Regions from separate parts of the Homo sapiens genome. Here region 1 is linked to region 2. A link is a loop called in an ENCODE intact Hi-C map of the cell type or tissue named here. Cell type or tissue: B cell. All regions are shown on one strand.

Region 1 (8,000 bases), 580 kb after region 2:
TCTTCCCAACCCAGTCCACCCCATTAACTCAATTTTTTCTACATAAAAAAGATGCTAATACCACCCTCACCTGTGACTGCTAAACAGAGAAAGATTGCCTGGACTAGGCATTATCCTCCTAGTTGGAAATAAAGGCCCTTTCTGGGGGCAGGAAGTGGGATTTTCAGGGGACCCTACAGACGTAGGCAGCCAAGAGTCAAACAAAACAAGCATATGCAATAGTCATAATTATGCTAGTATGACAGTATGAATTAGGTGACTCAGCCAGGCACATACAGGAGTTCGGAGTGGGGACAGTGGAAGCCCACAAAACTCCATGTTTGGGCCATCAGTAGACACTTGGTCTGAGAAACACAGTAAAATGTCTGCCCGGGTAGTCACGATCATTCTAGTATGAGGTAGACAGGAAGCAGAGCAGGGCCAGGAAATGGAAGGGGCCACCCAGGCCCTCAGGAGTCCCTGACAAGGGAAGGTCCCTCCATGCTCTCTGAGGGTGGCGGGGCTCCAAAGATCCTGGCCAGGAGCCCTTTGTTGGAGCGGGCCTTGTCCTGGGCAGTTGCCAGGCGAGCCCGTTCACGTCCCCCTGGCCGTGCTGCTTTACGGGCCCTCAGTTCCTGCTCAGTAGGACGCTGGGCAAATGTCCAGGAGCCATCTGGGCGAGCAGGGTCCCCATCGGCCGCAAGAAAGCGTTGTCCCCGTTCCACACTTTGAAGATAGAAGTCGGTCTCACGCTTGGCTTGAGCAACCTCCGCTCTCAAGCGCTGCCTGCGCACCTGGCGCTCAAAGGCGAGGTGCTCGCTGAGGTGGGACCAGGTGAAACGGTGCAAGTACTGTGGGCAGAAAAGAAGAAAAGATCAGGATAGTGCAGATTAGGGAGAAAGATGAGACAAGGGGACAAGGCCAATGAGAGGCCATGGGGATACTTGGGCCAGAGTTGGGGAGAAGGGAGGGTGAGAGGTGTGGCAGAAAGATCTATCTTCTCACCTTGAGGTTCCAAAGATCATAACGGAAGGGGCTGCGCCTGCGGGCACCCATAGGCGTGTTGTGTAGACTGGCCGCCACGCGCTTGGCTATGCGCTTGTCACGGAACTCCACCCATCCCTCGGTGTAGTCCTTGGTGTAGGACCGCTTTTTTCCTCCGGCAGCTGCTGCTGCCTTCTTCTTGCGTCTCACGAACCGGTCTGCGCGCCAAAGACAAAGACCCGTCCAGGACGCCTATGCAGCACTCACTCAAAAGCACCTCCCACTGCCCGCAACGTTCTTCACATCTGCCAGTGGGAGTCCCACCTGAAGAGTTTTTGCCCAGGAGGAAGGGAACTGTAAATCGCACCCTTTCCTCTAGCTAACTCAATTCTTTCCTTAATTGTCCACTCCTTAATCTGGCCAGCCCTGAACGCTGCTTAAAACCGGCACAAGTCCTCAGCCTCAATGTAAAATTGAGGGTGGAAAGAAGAGGGGCGGTTGATCAAATAGTTTCTTGACCTAGGCAGCAATGCTAAAGAGTTATGTTCAGTTTTGTAGAAAAGCTGACGAGACTTTTACTCAGGTTGTATTCATGTAACAAACCAGTAAACAGGTCCGGAAAGAGAGGTGAACAGAGCCGGGATAAGAACACAAATAGTAACAATCCGAGAACTAAAGAACCACCAGACACACTGCGCTACCCACTCTCCCCATATCCCCTCCGCCCGCCCACCCCAGCATCCTCACAGACTGATTCACCAGCCAGGAGCCAAGCACCGCACTCCCCACCCCCAAAATCCAGCAACTCGTGCCTCAGCCTCGCGCAGCGAAGCAACAGGACATGCATGCTTGCACCCCGCCAGCGAGCGACAACCTCCTCCTGTCACCGTCAGGGCCTGCATACTTACCCTCAGCCTGAAAGAAGACGCGTCCGACCTCGCCATAGGCGCTGAGAAGGTTGCGGACGTGCAGGGGCCGGAAGCGCGGCGGGATATGGCCCAGGTACACAATACCTGGCACTACCCGTTTCTTGCTGCCACAGGCCGCTTCTTCGGATTCCTCCTGCTCCTCCTCCGCATCTAGTGTCTGTTCTGTCCCTTCCAGCGGCTCTTGCTCCGTTGCGGCCTTCTCCGATTCCTCTGCCTCCATGTTGACTGACACGAGCGGCACGACGGCCGTAAAGTGCCTTGCCAACTGACGCAAAACGCGTGCGACGGCCTGAGACGAGGGGGCGGGTCCAAGGTGGTGATGACAAATGAAAGGAAATGATTGGGCAATACAGTCGGGTCCAGGGGAAGGCCGAGGGGAGAGGGAGGAAGTGGTGTGTCAGGTCGGAAGCCTGATTCAGAGCGTGGAAGCGGGATGGGAAACTTGGGTTAGGCTCAGATTCCCGGTCAGATCTCCAACTCAGGACAGGCAGAACCAGAAAAGGCAGATCCCCAAATATAACCTACCCTATAGAACGCCTTGTCGAGACGCTAAAAGGCGGGTTGATGCCGGCTTTTTAGGGAATTTTGCAGAACAATTTTAGAGAAGTTTCTATGTGTTCTAGCGATCAAAATAGCATTTTATTCAAGGGCCCCGGGTGCGATTCCAGCTGAGGAATGACTCACCTTTTAAAGTTTATAAATTTCATTTAAAAATTTTGAGTTTTGAGGTTTTAACTATTTCTGGAAATTTACCTCGGAATTTTGAATATTTTAAAATTTAATTTTGAAAACAGTTCAACTTTGGAAATTTAATTAGATTTAATTTTTGAAAATTTAAGTTGTGAACTTTCAGTTTAATATTTTACATTTGATTTTGTGAATGTCTGAAAATTTAAATGTGTGACAATTATTTGAAGAATTTGTTTGGCATCTATTACACGTGTGTATTGATACATTATCCATATGCATACTTATGTTGCAAATACTTGTCAGAGGCGCACAAGCCTCCAATTCTGGCGACCCCCCGGCGGCGCGCTTATTTCTGCTCTCCCTGGGTCTGTCCTCAGATTCCCTATCAGATCACAAACCACTTTTCCTTCTATGACCTACGCAACCGCAGAACGGACCGGGCCACGGCGGTCCTGCTCCCACCAGGCGGCCTGCGGACCATCCCTAAGCCAAGCTCAGGGCAGTTTTCCCCGCGCGGGCTCGGGTCCTCAGTCTCTTATCGTCGCCCGAGGGCGCGACCAGCAGGGGGCGCCGTCCCCACCCTTGAGGCGTTTCAGTTCTTCCCATCGGCGCCAGCGACAAGCTGACTGCAAAGGACAGTGCTGGGAACCGCGTACAAGTAATCCGGTTAGCTTTCTGGAAGCAGCCCGGGGCGAGTTTGATGACTATCAACATAAATCCGTCCTTGCTGCGGCCTGACAAAATTTCCCATCTCGCTCCAAGAGCGCAGAGTAGCCCAGAGAATGGAAGCAGGGAGTAAATGTGTCCACTATTAAAATCAGAGATGACAGTTTTTGCCAGTCCCCAAGTATATTTCTAAAGTAACAGGGCCCTGCACTCTTTCATGGAGTGTCTAAAAGTCTAATAATAGACTTCTCGAATTCAAACACGCCTGTTTCATTAACTTTATTGAAGAGAACTTTCTGTCAGGTAGGTGTCCACTGCTCCTTTTTTGAAGAGGAGCGGGGTACGATGAGAGCGATAAACTCCGTCTACTGCTATTTAATTATAAACACTGACATCTTCAAAACACAGTACAGTTAATGAAATGAGAACACGTGTTGGGGTGGCTTTAAAAGATCTGGAGCTAGGGGAGGGGCATGATGGATGCAAGAGTGTCGGTAAGTTGTGCCAGTGTGGTGGCTAATGGTAGCTATTAGCTATTTTCTCTACTTTGTATATATTTGAAATTATCATTAATAAAATGTTTATTCACACCAAGTATCAATATAACAGGGGGTGCTAAAGGACCGTGAAACCGACAAAAAAAAAAAAATGAAGCCTTGGGGCAGCGTGTTCTTCCCGTTCCCCACATTCCTCATGATCCCTTCTCAACTTGGTGAAAATCGAGTCCCACTCAACTGTCTGTGAAGCAACCCTTGTTAGCAATTTTCAGGGTGGATTATTTTCCTTCTCTGAGCGTCTTACAAATTCCTGAATAAGCAAGCTGCACATGCGTTCTCCAAGTTTCCTTATTTCAGGCCCAGAAGAGACACTTTTAAAAATGGAACTCCTCCGAGCCGGATTCGAACCAGCGACCTAAGGATGACCACATTCAAACCCCTACAGTCCTCCGCTCTACCAGCTGAGCTATCGAAGGATGTCATTACCCTCGTTTTGGATTCTTTAGGATTTACCTATTGCTTTTGACTATCCTGTATTCTTGTTCATTTTGAAAATATAGGGAAACGTGAGGAAATTTTCTAGGATATTAGAAATGTTCCAAAATGTTCTAAAATGTTCTTATCTGAGTAGGGATACTGACTATACAAGTATATGAACAATTCTCTTGAACATTTAAAATTTGTGGGTTTTACTGTAAAAATGTTTCACATAGGTCCAAAAAAATAAAAAATAAACAAAACCACACCAATATTCCATGTCCTCCTCCCTTAGAATAGATAGGACCATTGCCCTTATTGCGCGTGTTGTCCAGCTGTCCTGTCCGCTTAGCACCTCCTCTCTCTATAGGAAGTAAATAATAAAGACAAGGTTATTTTAGACAACTGGGTTGAAGAGGGGGGACCTACCGCCTTGAAGCGAAGTTACTGCCCAGTTCATTTCGGAAACATTGAGATTCTCCTTTCTGAAGGGCAAGGAAAATTACACAATTTGTATAATTTGTAATTTGTGTTCGAGACACAAAACAGAAGTGCGTTGTGTGTGTACATATGTTTAGGAATTGAGCGGCTCATATGATATTGCACAATTGTAATGGGACAAGTAAATGAAACACAACACTTCTCTCTCCCCCTACAATTTAAAAAAGAAATATAGCATTCTATTTACAGGTGTCAACCTAAATAACAAAGAGAAGCTCTCTGAAAGAAAATGATGTTTATTTGGGAATAGAGCATTGCAATGAAAATACGAGTGCCATAGGAAACTATGTATATTCAGGGAGGTAAAGGAAGACAAAGGTGTTTGTTTGTTTGTTTTTGAGTTGGAGTCTGGCTCTGTCGCCCAGGCTGGAGTGCAATGGCGCAATCTCGGCTCACTGCAACCTCCGCCTTCCGGGTTCAAGCAATTCTCCTGCCTCAGCCTCCCGGAGTAGCTGGAATTACAGATGCCCGCCACCACGCCCGGCTAATTGTTGTATTTTTAGTAGAGACGGGGTTTCACCATATTGGCCAGGCTGGTCTCGAACTCCTGACCTCATGATCCGCCCACCTGACCTCATGATCCAGAATATAAAGTGCTGGGATTACAGGCGTGAGCCACCGAGCTCAGCGACAAAGATTTGTAAGGGAAAAAATGAGAAGGATTATATAACTGTGTTGAGGTAATTATTGTCTGCTACAAAAATGGATAGCAAAGAGGAAGCTAGTCCGAGGTTGGACAGGCAGTTGTGGGGCAGATGTCCTTGTAGAAGTATTTTTTGTGTAAGATTGTGATGGCCTGTGCAAGATTGTGGTTTTTGCAGTCTTTTGTGATAGTTTTTGTTATCAAGCATGGCCTTTTCCAGCTCTATTAATTAGCGTTTTTAGTTTGTTTTGTGTGTTTGTGTGTTTTAACAATAGTGACTCCATTTTGATTCTGACAGTTTTCACAAAGGTATGCTGTCATGCTTTGCTAATAAGTACCTATCATGGTATTCAGCTTCCTCGTGCCTAAAACAGAAATGAACACCAATGGGAAGAACGGGAAGGCATCTGGAGAGACTTTTCTTTTTTATAAAATTATTAGAAGTATATGGAAATTATAAATTGTGAAATTTATGGAAAGGAGTGTTGGTGAATTTATTTATAAAAGATCATCACTTATTACAGTTAAAGTTCTCCATAATTGTAATCTTGACAAAAATACGGTTTTTTTTTTCAAAAGATCCTCTCCAGCGTTTCCCATGAGAAATATCTGCAGCAACATAACTAATATTTAATTCAGTTATTCAATTCATTGCCATGAGAAACTAAGAATATATGGTCTGGTAAATTCCTTTCCAATAATGTAACCTAGTCGGGGAAAATACGAGAAGCCAGAGAAGAGAAATGAGCAGATTCTTATGAGATGGTCTCTGCCCATATGAAGTGTACTAACTGAGCCTTGGACACCAGATGTGAAAGCAGTTGACCAACCCTGCCATTTCACCACCAAACCCCAGGATCTCAGTTCACATGCTTTCTCGAATAAAAGCTTCACTAATTTTCACAGGGGGCAGCAAACATACAGAAAAAAATGCTCAGTATGTTTCTCATCAGTTACTGCTATGCTCAGGAGCTCCCAGAGCCTCCTGACTCTCAGTGACACGGTACTATAGAGTTGATTTTGATCAGGAAGAACTCCAATAGCTAATCTCATCAATTATTTTCTTTACCTATAAACTAATCTTAGCATAAGAATCACACCTCAGGGCTGTTAAAGTTGGAATTTCATTTGCCTGAAATGCTCTTTCCCCTGATAATCCCCAATATTTGCCTCCTGGGAATACAAGAACAAGTAATTAGTACCTTTCCGCACTAGATTTCTGTATCACTTTGAGGGAAGACTTCCTTCTTCCTCTTCTTACAGAATCTGGTGTCAGAACGGCCATTCTATTTATTCCCTCTTGTTGCAGACACAAGTTCAAAATGGGTTTATGGCTAAATCTAACTATCTGAAATAATTCTTGGAAATGTATCATCATCACTTGATTACAATCTCACCCTGTAGCTTCTCTATTGTTTTAGCACCTTTTCAACTTGCGAATTGAGTCCTACCTAGATGGTTTTAACTTCTCTTGAAGCTTACAGACCACTATAATATTCCTATGGAATAAAAAGGAACAAACTATTGGTAAACGTAACAACAGGGATGAAACTCATCTGCATTATGCTGAATTTACAAAGCCAGATACAAAATGCTACATACTATATTATTCCTATGAAATTCTTGCAAGGGCAAAGCTATAGGGACAGAAAATATCCTTAGTTGCTACTGGGGTAGAAGATAGGGGAGAAATTAAGTATAAAAGAAACATAGTGATTCAGTAAGAACAAAATAGAAAAAGAAGAAGAGGAAGAAGAAGGAGAAGGAGAGGAGGAGGAGGAAGAGGAGGAGAAAGAAAGAAGGAAGAAAGAAGAAGAAGAAACAACTTCTTTCTTCTTTCCTCCTGGGAGGCTAGGCCTGGTGTCATGCCTGTAATGGCTTGAGCCCAGGAGTTCCAGCCTGCAGTAAGCTATGATGGAAGAACTGCACTCCAGCCTGGGTAACAGAGCATGACCCTGTCTATTAAAAAAAAAAAAAAAAGAAGAAGAAGAAGGAGAAGGAGAAGAAGAAGAAGGAGGAGGAAAAGAAGAAGAAACATGCAGAAATTTGGGGGTAGAGTGATATTATTATTCCATATCTTGATTGTAATGGTGATAACACGACTGTCTATATTTGACAAAATTTGCTACACTAAGGAGAATGTACATTAAAACTGATGACATTACTGTATGTGAATTGTACCTTAATCTAAAAAATGGGAAGAGTAACTTTCAAAGAATTAAAGAAGAAAAGAAAAGTGTAGCTTAGAATTTAATTTTGAAATCAATGTAATCAGTGTAATTACTTTATTATCAGACTAAACAGGAAAAGCCATATGATTATTCCAGTAGGTGTAGAAAAAAGCAATTGACAAAATTCAGATACATTTGTTAGAATTTCTGCAAAGTATAAAAGACATATTTAAGAATTCAACAGCTAATATATTTAGTGATGAAAAACTCAAATGTTTTGGCCCTAACATCAGGTCCAGAGCAAGGATGTCCACTCTCACAACTTCTATTCAGCATTATCCTAGAGATTCTAGCCAGTGCAATAACACAAGAGAAAGAAAAAAATACAGATTAAAAGGAAAAAGTGAGACTATCTTTATTTGCATGTAACATTATTGTCTACGAGAAAATACTGAGGAAACTT
Region 2 (8,000 bases):
CTTTAACTCCTGAGACAGTAAGGTCTTCGGCTGAACAGGATAAATCTGATGGGAGAAAACATAGGCAGGAGCCAGCTGCTCCCGAATTGACCAGGAAAGTGACTATTTCCAATTTGGGTCCCACCGTTAAATTTATCAAGGGCTCTTGGTGGGACTCAAGATGGAAGACGTAGAGCCCCTGAGCCCACTGTTCTTCAAATGTCATGAGTGAAAGGACTTTCTTTTCCCTCTCCCATTCGGGACATTTCCTCTTAAAATGTCCTGGCTTTCCACATCTGAAACATCTGTTTTTCCTTCTCCCCCTCCTGGTTCCCTGATTCTCAGGTTTCGTCCCTTTGCTTCCTGTATAGGGTCTGGCAGCCTGGTACTCAGAAGGTTTACAAGTTCTATTTCCCTGGGATGCCTGTTGAAAAGTTCCCTGTTGTAGGGTGGACAGCATAATTTTTGCCTTTTGCTTCTGCCTTTCCTCATCCCTCCGTACATATACCTTTTGGACCTCTCTTTAAAGTTCCTCTATGGGACAGTCTTTCTAATTTTCTATCTTTTATAATTTCTTTATAGTGTCTGGCCAACTATTGGTGACAAAGTGGAGCTTTAACATCCTTTGTCCTAGTGGGTCCTCTATGTCCAAACCTGCGTATTTTCTTATCTGTTCCTTAAGTCTGTTTAAGAATTCCATGGGCCCTTCATCTTTCTCTTGCTGTACATTAAATGCTTGGGAAATGTTTTGGGTTGGAGGAACTGATTCCTGAATCCCTTTAATTATCATATCCCTATCTCTCATGTTTTCCCGGTGAGCCGCACTGTTGTTATCCCATTGAGGGTCCTGGGCCGGGAATTTATGCTCTGCTGCAAGGACATTCTGACGAGGGGGGTGCTTGCGCTCCCAGGCTATCATAGCAGCCTTGCAGATCATGGTTCTTTCCTCTCCTAAGAAGAGAATACCTAGAATAGACATCAATTCAGCCCAGGTATACAGTTGTGGCCCCATAAATTGGTCAATTTGATCTGAGACTCCAAAAGGGTCATCTAACAGTGGTTTGAGTCTCCTTTTTAGATTTCTAACTTCTTCACTAGCTAAGGGGGGCATTTACGAAGCCAATATCCCCTCCTCCTAGTGGTACTTCCCTCAAGGGAAAAAAGGTTGGGGCAGACTTCTTTGAAGAGAGGAAAGGAAAGTTTTGAATATCCCTTTGGCATTGTTCTATTTGCCACTGGAGCTTTCCTAAGGGAGGGGCATGTTCGAGTGGCTGTCCAACGGGGGTGTGTGGTGTCAAGGCCCATGGGGCAGGGTTATATGGGGGAGGGACGGAGTTTTAGCTTGGGGCAGAGGGGTAGGTGCGGGAAGGGCTGTTGTTCAGTCGGGGCGGAGAGGTAGGCAGGGGAAGGTGGTCTAGAGGATCCCGTGCATCTTTGGATATAGAATATGACTTAGCTAGGTCGTCTTTGGGGGGTTTTGAGTTTGGCTTTGCTTTTTCGTCCTTTAAGGGATAGAGAAGGACAGGTCCTTGTCTCCAACATAGAGCATAATCTATCTCCTCTTGAGAAACTGGGCTTTTATCATTGACATACTGGATCAGGAGTTGGCATATCCAGTCCTCGTCCCACCCAAACTTTGGCCAAAAGACCGAAGGTCTGAGGATGGGTTCCTTAGTCCAAATAAAACAGCAGTACTTTATCATTTGCTGTCTTTTCTTGTGTTTGGTCCTTTCATTATCCTTCCAGTATTTTAACATTAGGCCTAGGGGACTGTGAGGGAAATTTTATTGTCTGCTTGGCCTTTTAGAGTCTCTGTCTTACTTGGGGTTATTTCCCATCCTGGAGGTTGGTGAGGCTTAATATATAATATTAGAGATCTCTTGCACTCCCGTGTCTTAGAGGCTCAACCTCCCCTTTTTCCACTGGAGGTTTCTTGCACTCTCGTGAGCACTCACTTCGTCCTTATTGGCTGCTTCCCTTGCGGGAATTTTAGGCACCTCTTAGCATTGGCGGGTAGGTGGAATCCCCTGATTGGAAAACCGCCCTAAGCCGTATGAGGTGACCACGGAACCAAGTCCGGACTCCGCACTCGCCTTGCGCCCAGTGGTATGTCTCACTCACACACTTTAAAACTCCAGAGACCCCAACCACCAAGGAAGGCTTTGCCGCCCCAATAGCAACGTTTCTTACCTTGGTCTGTGCACAGAGTTACCTGTGGTCGCCATGGAATTCTTTTTTTTTTTTTTTTTGAGACGGAGTCTCGCTCTGTTGCCTAGGCTGGAGTGCAGTGGCATGATCTCGGCTTACTGCAACTTCTGCCTCCCGGGTTCAAGTGATTTTCCTGCCTCAGCCTCCCAAGTAGCTGGGACTAAGGGCGCGCACCACCACGCCCGGTTAATTTTTGTATTTTTAGTAGAAACGGAGTTTCACCGTATTGACCAAGCTGGTCTCACAGAATTCTTAAGGATCCTCCCTACTGTCCGCGTTGCTGAGAGTCCGGATTTATTCGTCACTTCGGGCGGGACTCGATCCTCCGCTCCTGGGGCCACCACGAGGCAATGGGACGCGTCTCCCCATGAAAGATAATCGCTAGCCCCTCCCGAAGGAGAATGGGATCCCGGACGAGTCCCTAAGATTTACTGGAAACAAGTGCTTGGTGTAGCCAAAAGAAACCCTCACTTAGAAAATTCCTCAGCAAGGCATCTTTACTTCTGCAGAAGGGTGCTCCTTGCCTGTTACAATTGCAAGAGCACACCAAACAAAGGAGGTAAGGAGTTTTTAATCCTAACGCAGTTCCTGTTTCTGTGTCCTTCCCCTATTGGCTGGGGTTGGACCGCACAATCTAAGCTGATCCCGATTGGCTAAGACTTAAACTTTGGCAAATAGGGTAAACCCTGGATTTGCGAAAAAAAGGAGTGTATGTGTGTGGTGGGGGGCGGGGGGCAGGCAGGATTGACGTACAACTTTTGCAACTTATGACAAGAAAGTTGAGTCTTTGAAGAGGGACTTAGTTGTCCCAACACTCTGAGTTGCCTGACCCGGTCCTGGGCTCAGTTCCTCCCAGATACCGGCGTTTATCATTGGTGTAGATAATGGTGACTTCCCTTGTCTTAGATGTGGGTGTCTTGGTCTTCCCGGGACGGAAGGAGTCAGAGACTCTTGAAAGGAGCCGTCCCGCTGGTCCTTTCATTTACGCCGATGCCAGCCCGGCACTCGAGCATCACCAAGGGCCCGGTGCCCGGCACTGCAGGGCCAAGTCTGATTTTATCGTTTGTGGAGCTGCAAGCTTAGGACGCACAGCTGTGAATTTCGGGTCCTGGTGACTGCGGAACCACCGCGAGGCCAGGAGGCGAGACAGTGCACTTTCCCAGGTTCCCAGGCCTAAGAGCCCACCTGGCTGGAATGGTCTCAAGGAGCAGAGAGGAATCCGCACCCTCCGAGTCCTCCGAACCCTCCGATCCTGCGAACCTGCGGCGGCTCTGCGGTTGGTTCCGTGAGGAACTGGCCGCGATCGCAAGCTTGGAGCTGCTTTTTGGTTTGTTCTGAGTCCTTCACCTGGTGAGGGGAAGGAAGCCCTGCTTGGGGTCGTTGAATCTGAGTTTTCTCCAGTCAGAATCAGTGGTTTGAGATTGTTTTCCCTGAAACAGCATGGTTTTCCTGTGCCTACAGTGAGGAATTCTCCTTTTCTTAAAAAAAAATATATTTTATTAATAAAAGGGAAAGTAACGCTTCTATTACAAAAAAAAAAAAATTCAGCGGGCATGGATCAGGTATGATTTAAATAAACATAAGAAAAGACCCTCCCACCAAGGAGGCCGGTTAGCTCAGTTGGTTAGAGCGTGGTGCTAATAACGCCAAGGTCGCGGGTTCGATCCCCGTACGGGCCACTTCCGTGGGTTTGTTTTTTTTTTTTTTCTTCTTTTTCGTTTTTATTTTACACCGACCACACCTCGCTTGTAAACTTCGGTTTTACATCGAACTCCGTAGCCTCGCCTATCCATTTATAAATGTAGTTGCACTAGCTAGACAGGAATTTTTTTCTTTTTTCTTTTTTTTTTTTCTTAAATCGACCACACCTGGATTGTATACTACCGTCTTACATCCAACTCCGGAGCGCTGCCTATCCATTTGTAAATGTGGTCGCAATAGCTAGACAAGCATTAGATTTGCACGTTTTTTATTCTTTTGAAGAAATAATATACGAGTTAGGATGAAAAGGTTTTTCTTATTTGTTTGTTTTGTTTGTTTTTGAGACAGAGTCTTGCTCTGACGCCCAGGCTGGAGTGCAGCGGCGCGATCTTGGCTCGCTGCAACCTCCGCCTCCCAGGTTTAAGCAATTCTTCTGCCTCAGCCTCCCAAGTAGCTGGGATTACAGGCGTGTGCCACGATGCCTGGGTAATTTTTGTATTTTCAGTAGAGACGGAGTTTCACCATGTTGGCCAGGCTAGTCTTGAACTCCTGACCTCAGGTGATCCGCCTGCCTTGGCCTCCCAAAGTGCTGAGATTACAGGCATGAGCCATCGCGCCCGGCCAGGATGAAGATTTTTTAAAGGAAATTCAATGAGGTGGGTGGGTGATTTTAGAAAAGGGTTAAATAAGAATTCGATAATGTCTTGTATTATTTTGGGAAAAAAAAACTTTCTGAGATAATACTATTTTGACATATTTTAAGCTTTTGAAAGAGATCATATTGATTCTTCTCCTAGTTGATCACTCAGTTGGTTAAATTGTTGTGTTTGTAGCTTTGAGGGCGAGGGTTCAGTCTACGTGGGAAAAAGCCAGACTTGTGACGTTGCTTTCTGCCAAGCTCCAGACACTCAGCCACAACTGCTCAGTGTTAAAATAGATCCGTGGTTAGCCTTAGGCTTATATTTGACAGCTGTTCTCGATGTGGCCCATACCAAGCCATTTACGATGCGGCCCTTACCAAGCCATTTACAGTTCATTAAACAATTTTTGAACATATATCGTAAAAGCGATAGGTTTGAAATGTGACAAAAATGGAGTGCGTGGTGGGAGACAGGAGGGCCAGAGCCTCTGGGTCCACTCTAAGTCTTAGCACCTCGCTCTTTCTGTCCTGCGCTTTCTTTTTTTTTTTCTTTTTTTCTTTTTCTTTTTTTTTTTTTTTTTTGAGACGGAGTCTCGCTCTGTCGCCCAGGCTGGAGTGCAGTGGCGCAATCTCGGCTCACTGCAAGCTCCGCCTCCCGGGTTCACGCCATTCTCCTGCCTCAGCCTCCCAAGTAGCTGGGACTACAGGCGCCCGCCACTACGCCCGGCTAATTTTTTGTATTTTTAGTAGAGACGGGGTTTCACCGTTTTAGCCGGGATGGTCTCGATCTCCTGACCTCGTGATCCGCCCGCCTCGGCCTCCCAAAGTGCTGGGATTACAGGCGTGAGCCACCGCGCCCAGCCCTGTCCTGCGCTTTCTTGGAGTCTGGTCACTGGGTCCCCGTGTGCCTGGCACGTGTCTCATTTACATTTCTTCCTTCACTCTTCATCCTCCCAACATATTTTTACCCTTCTCTTATTTTAAAACATGGGTTGCTATGAAAATGACATTAACAATATTGATAAATAATGAGGTAAATAATGGCTCAAAAACAGCGCCAAGGACATAGTGGGCGAATCACAAAGGGAAGGGGCTCCCTCTGTTTTGCTCAGTGCTGTGATTTTTCACGTCAAAAACAGTAAGTAGCTCAAAGTCAGCGACTGAAAAAGATTTCTTTAGAATAAATTAATGAAGAGTACCTACTACTTAGTCCATTGTATATTAGATGATATATACAGATTTAAGTATAAGAAGGATTCCACAGGTAGTTGCTGACTTTGAAAACGAAGGGAGCCACCAGCCAGAGAACTCAGGCATCTGCTAGAAACTGTGAACAACCTGTAAACCGTTATCTCAGTCCTACAGCTGCAGGGAACTGAATGCTACTGACAACCTGAGTGAGTTTGAAAACGAATTCTCCCCTAGAGCCTCCATGAGGAACATGGCCGGGCCTGCTGACGTTTTGGTATTAGTTTGATGACACCCTGCCAGACTTATAACGCACAGAACTGTGTGATAATGAATGGATGTTGTTTTAAGCTATTAAATTTGTGGTAGTTTGTTAAGGAAGTAATAGAAAAACTAACAAAACAAGAAATTGTTAACCCACCCACACTTCCTACTATCTATCCTGGGTTATCTTCCTCTCTTCAGTGCAGTGTAAGATGAAATATGGTTTCAAAATGAGGGACAATAATTTTCAACATCAACACAGTAAGAATGAAAAAAAAGAGGGAGCTTCTTAGGATCCATTAAAAATTAAGGATATAGATATGCATATATATGAAAAGTTAATACATTCACATAAACAGTAACTAAAAGTGAAGATTTTCTTCTTCCTCATAACCCACATCTGCTCAGTTCTCAGCACTACCTCCTATATATGACAATTCTTCTTAGTTTCCTATGTATTCTCCTTAGTGTTCTTTGTGCAATAGGTGCAAATATACATAATACATTTTACTTTTCCTTTCTACTTATGTAAAATATAACATTATACACACTATTTTACATTCTGCTTTTTTCACTTGATATGCCTTGGAGATGTCTAATTTAGCAACACTTGTAATGCTTTCAAACAGCATTATATGCTGTACAGAAATAAAACTTTTTTTTTTTTTTGAGACAGAGTTTCCATCTTGTCGCCCAGTCTGGAGTACAGTGGTGTGATCTTGGCTCACTGCATCCTCCATCTCCCAGGCTCAAGTGATTATCCTGCCTCAGCCTCCCGAGTAGCTGGGATTACAGGCACCCGCCACCATGCCCGGCTAATTTTTGTATTTTTAGTAGACACGGGGTTTTGCCATGTTGGCCAGGCTGGTCTCGAACTCCTGACTTCAGGTGATAACCCCACCCCCACCTCGGCCTCCCAAAGTGTTGGGATTACAGGCAAGAGCCACCGCGCCCGGCTGAATCTAGACCATTTAAGTTCATCCCACAACTGAGGATAGGAAGTATATAAGCAGGATTGGAGAGAGAGAGAGAAGATTACACCTTTACTTTAATAATGTGAATAAAACTCTATATGAAGCCATGTGATATTCCAAAGAGTCTTCAAGTAGGGGATCCATAACACTCTGTTGATCAAAGGAAATTACATATTCATTTGTTAAAAGATGACTTTCAGAAAAAGCTAAATCCGTAGCTCTCATACAGATATAAAAATAAGCATACGATCGAAAAGAATAAAATGCTTCAGAATAAATTTAACCAAGGAGATGCAAGAATTGTACTCTGGAAAATACAAAACATTGCTGAAAGAGATTAAAGATGTTAGAGTGCTCATTGCAATTAAAACAAACAAAACAAATATCAACAAGGAGGCACTAAGCCTATTCTGACACCGCTGGTCTGTAGTACCAGAAGTCTTGTTGATGCAAAGTTTAAGTAAATTATATTTTAATGAAAAGGTAGATAAAACATTGTACAACAGTACTCTAGGCCACCAACAAAACTATGACAGACATCCAGGCACGGTGGCTCAGGTCTGTATTCCCAGCACTTTGGGAGGCCGAAGTGGGTGGATCATTTGAGGTCAGGAGTTTGAGACCAGCCATGGACAACATGGCCAAAACCCATCTCTACTAAAAATACAAAAAAAAAAAAAAAAAAAAAAAAAAAAAAAGCCAAGCATAGTGGTGTGCTCCCTTAATCCCAGCGACTCAGGAGGCTGAGGCATGAGAATCTCTTGAACCCAGGAGGCAGAAGCTGCAGTGATCCGAGATCGCGCCACTACACTCCGGCCTGGGTGACAGATATGAGACCCTGCCTTTAAAAAAAAAAACCGAAAAAGAAAAAGAAAAGGAAGCTGTAACAGACACACTAAAAGCCCTCCAGCTTTAACTTGTAACATAGCTTCATTCTCAAAGCTGACTTCTTTTTTCTTTTTCCTGAGTATAGAACAGTTAAAATTTCAAACAGCTCCTTGACACTGCTTTTCATGTCCAAACCAGACATTTTGTTGTAATTCGAT

What was found. Peaks named below come from ENCODE experiments on the same cell type or tissue, not always from the same donor. Only the 100,000 strongest peaks of a DNase experiment are listed, where the experiment ranks them.
Region 1: it touches region 2 in a loop (6-fold over the local background); 4 of 110 quality-filtered maps call a loop at or near these places.

What each region holds. Positions count from the first base shown.
Region 1 is chr6:26,591,095-26,599,094 of GRCh38, reverse strand. ABT1 (activator of basal transcription 1) reads right to left here and starts at 2,142. Exons shown (of 3, transcript NM_013375.4): 1 at 1,872-2,142; 2 at 985-1,181; 3 at 1-830. The coding sequence starts at 2,112. The coding sequence ends at 450. It overlaps TRY-GTA6-1 (tRNA-Tyr (anticodon GTA) 6-1), which reads right to left and starts at 4,221; the gene lies at 4,133-4,221. RefSeq lists enhancers at 1,854-2,293, 2,851-3,010, 3,111-3,260, a silencer at 5,220-5,514 and a cis regulatory region at 6,179-6,283. In B cell, CTCF peaks have their summits at 2,919 and 3,122 (motif pointing right); DNase peaks (open chromatin) are centred at 2,184, 3,154 and 4,124; H3K4me3 peaks cover 2,762 bases; H3K27ac peaks cover 1,884 bases; H3K27me3 peaks cover 750 bases.
Region 2 is chr6:27,173,081-27,181,080 of GRCh38, reverse strand. It overlaps TRI-AAT5-2 (tRNA-Ile (anticodon AAT) 5-2), which reads left to right and starts at 3,793; the gene lies at 3,793-3,866. RefSeq lists enhancers at 2,636-2,695, 3,046-3,145, 3,336-3,535, a silencer at 3,738-3,887 and a cis regulatory region at 2,877-3,954. In B cell, CTCF peaks have their summits at 3,006 and 3,207; DNase peaks (open chromatin) are centred at 2,870, 3,130, 3,900, 4,723 and 1 weaker place; H3K4me3 peaks cover 2,378 bases; H3K27ac peaks cover 888 bases.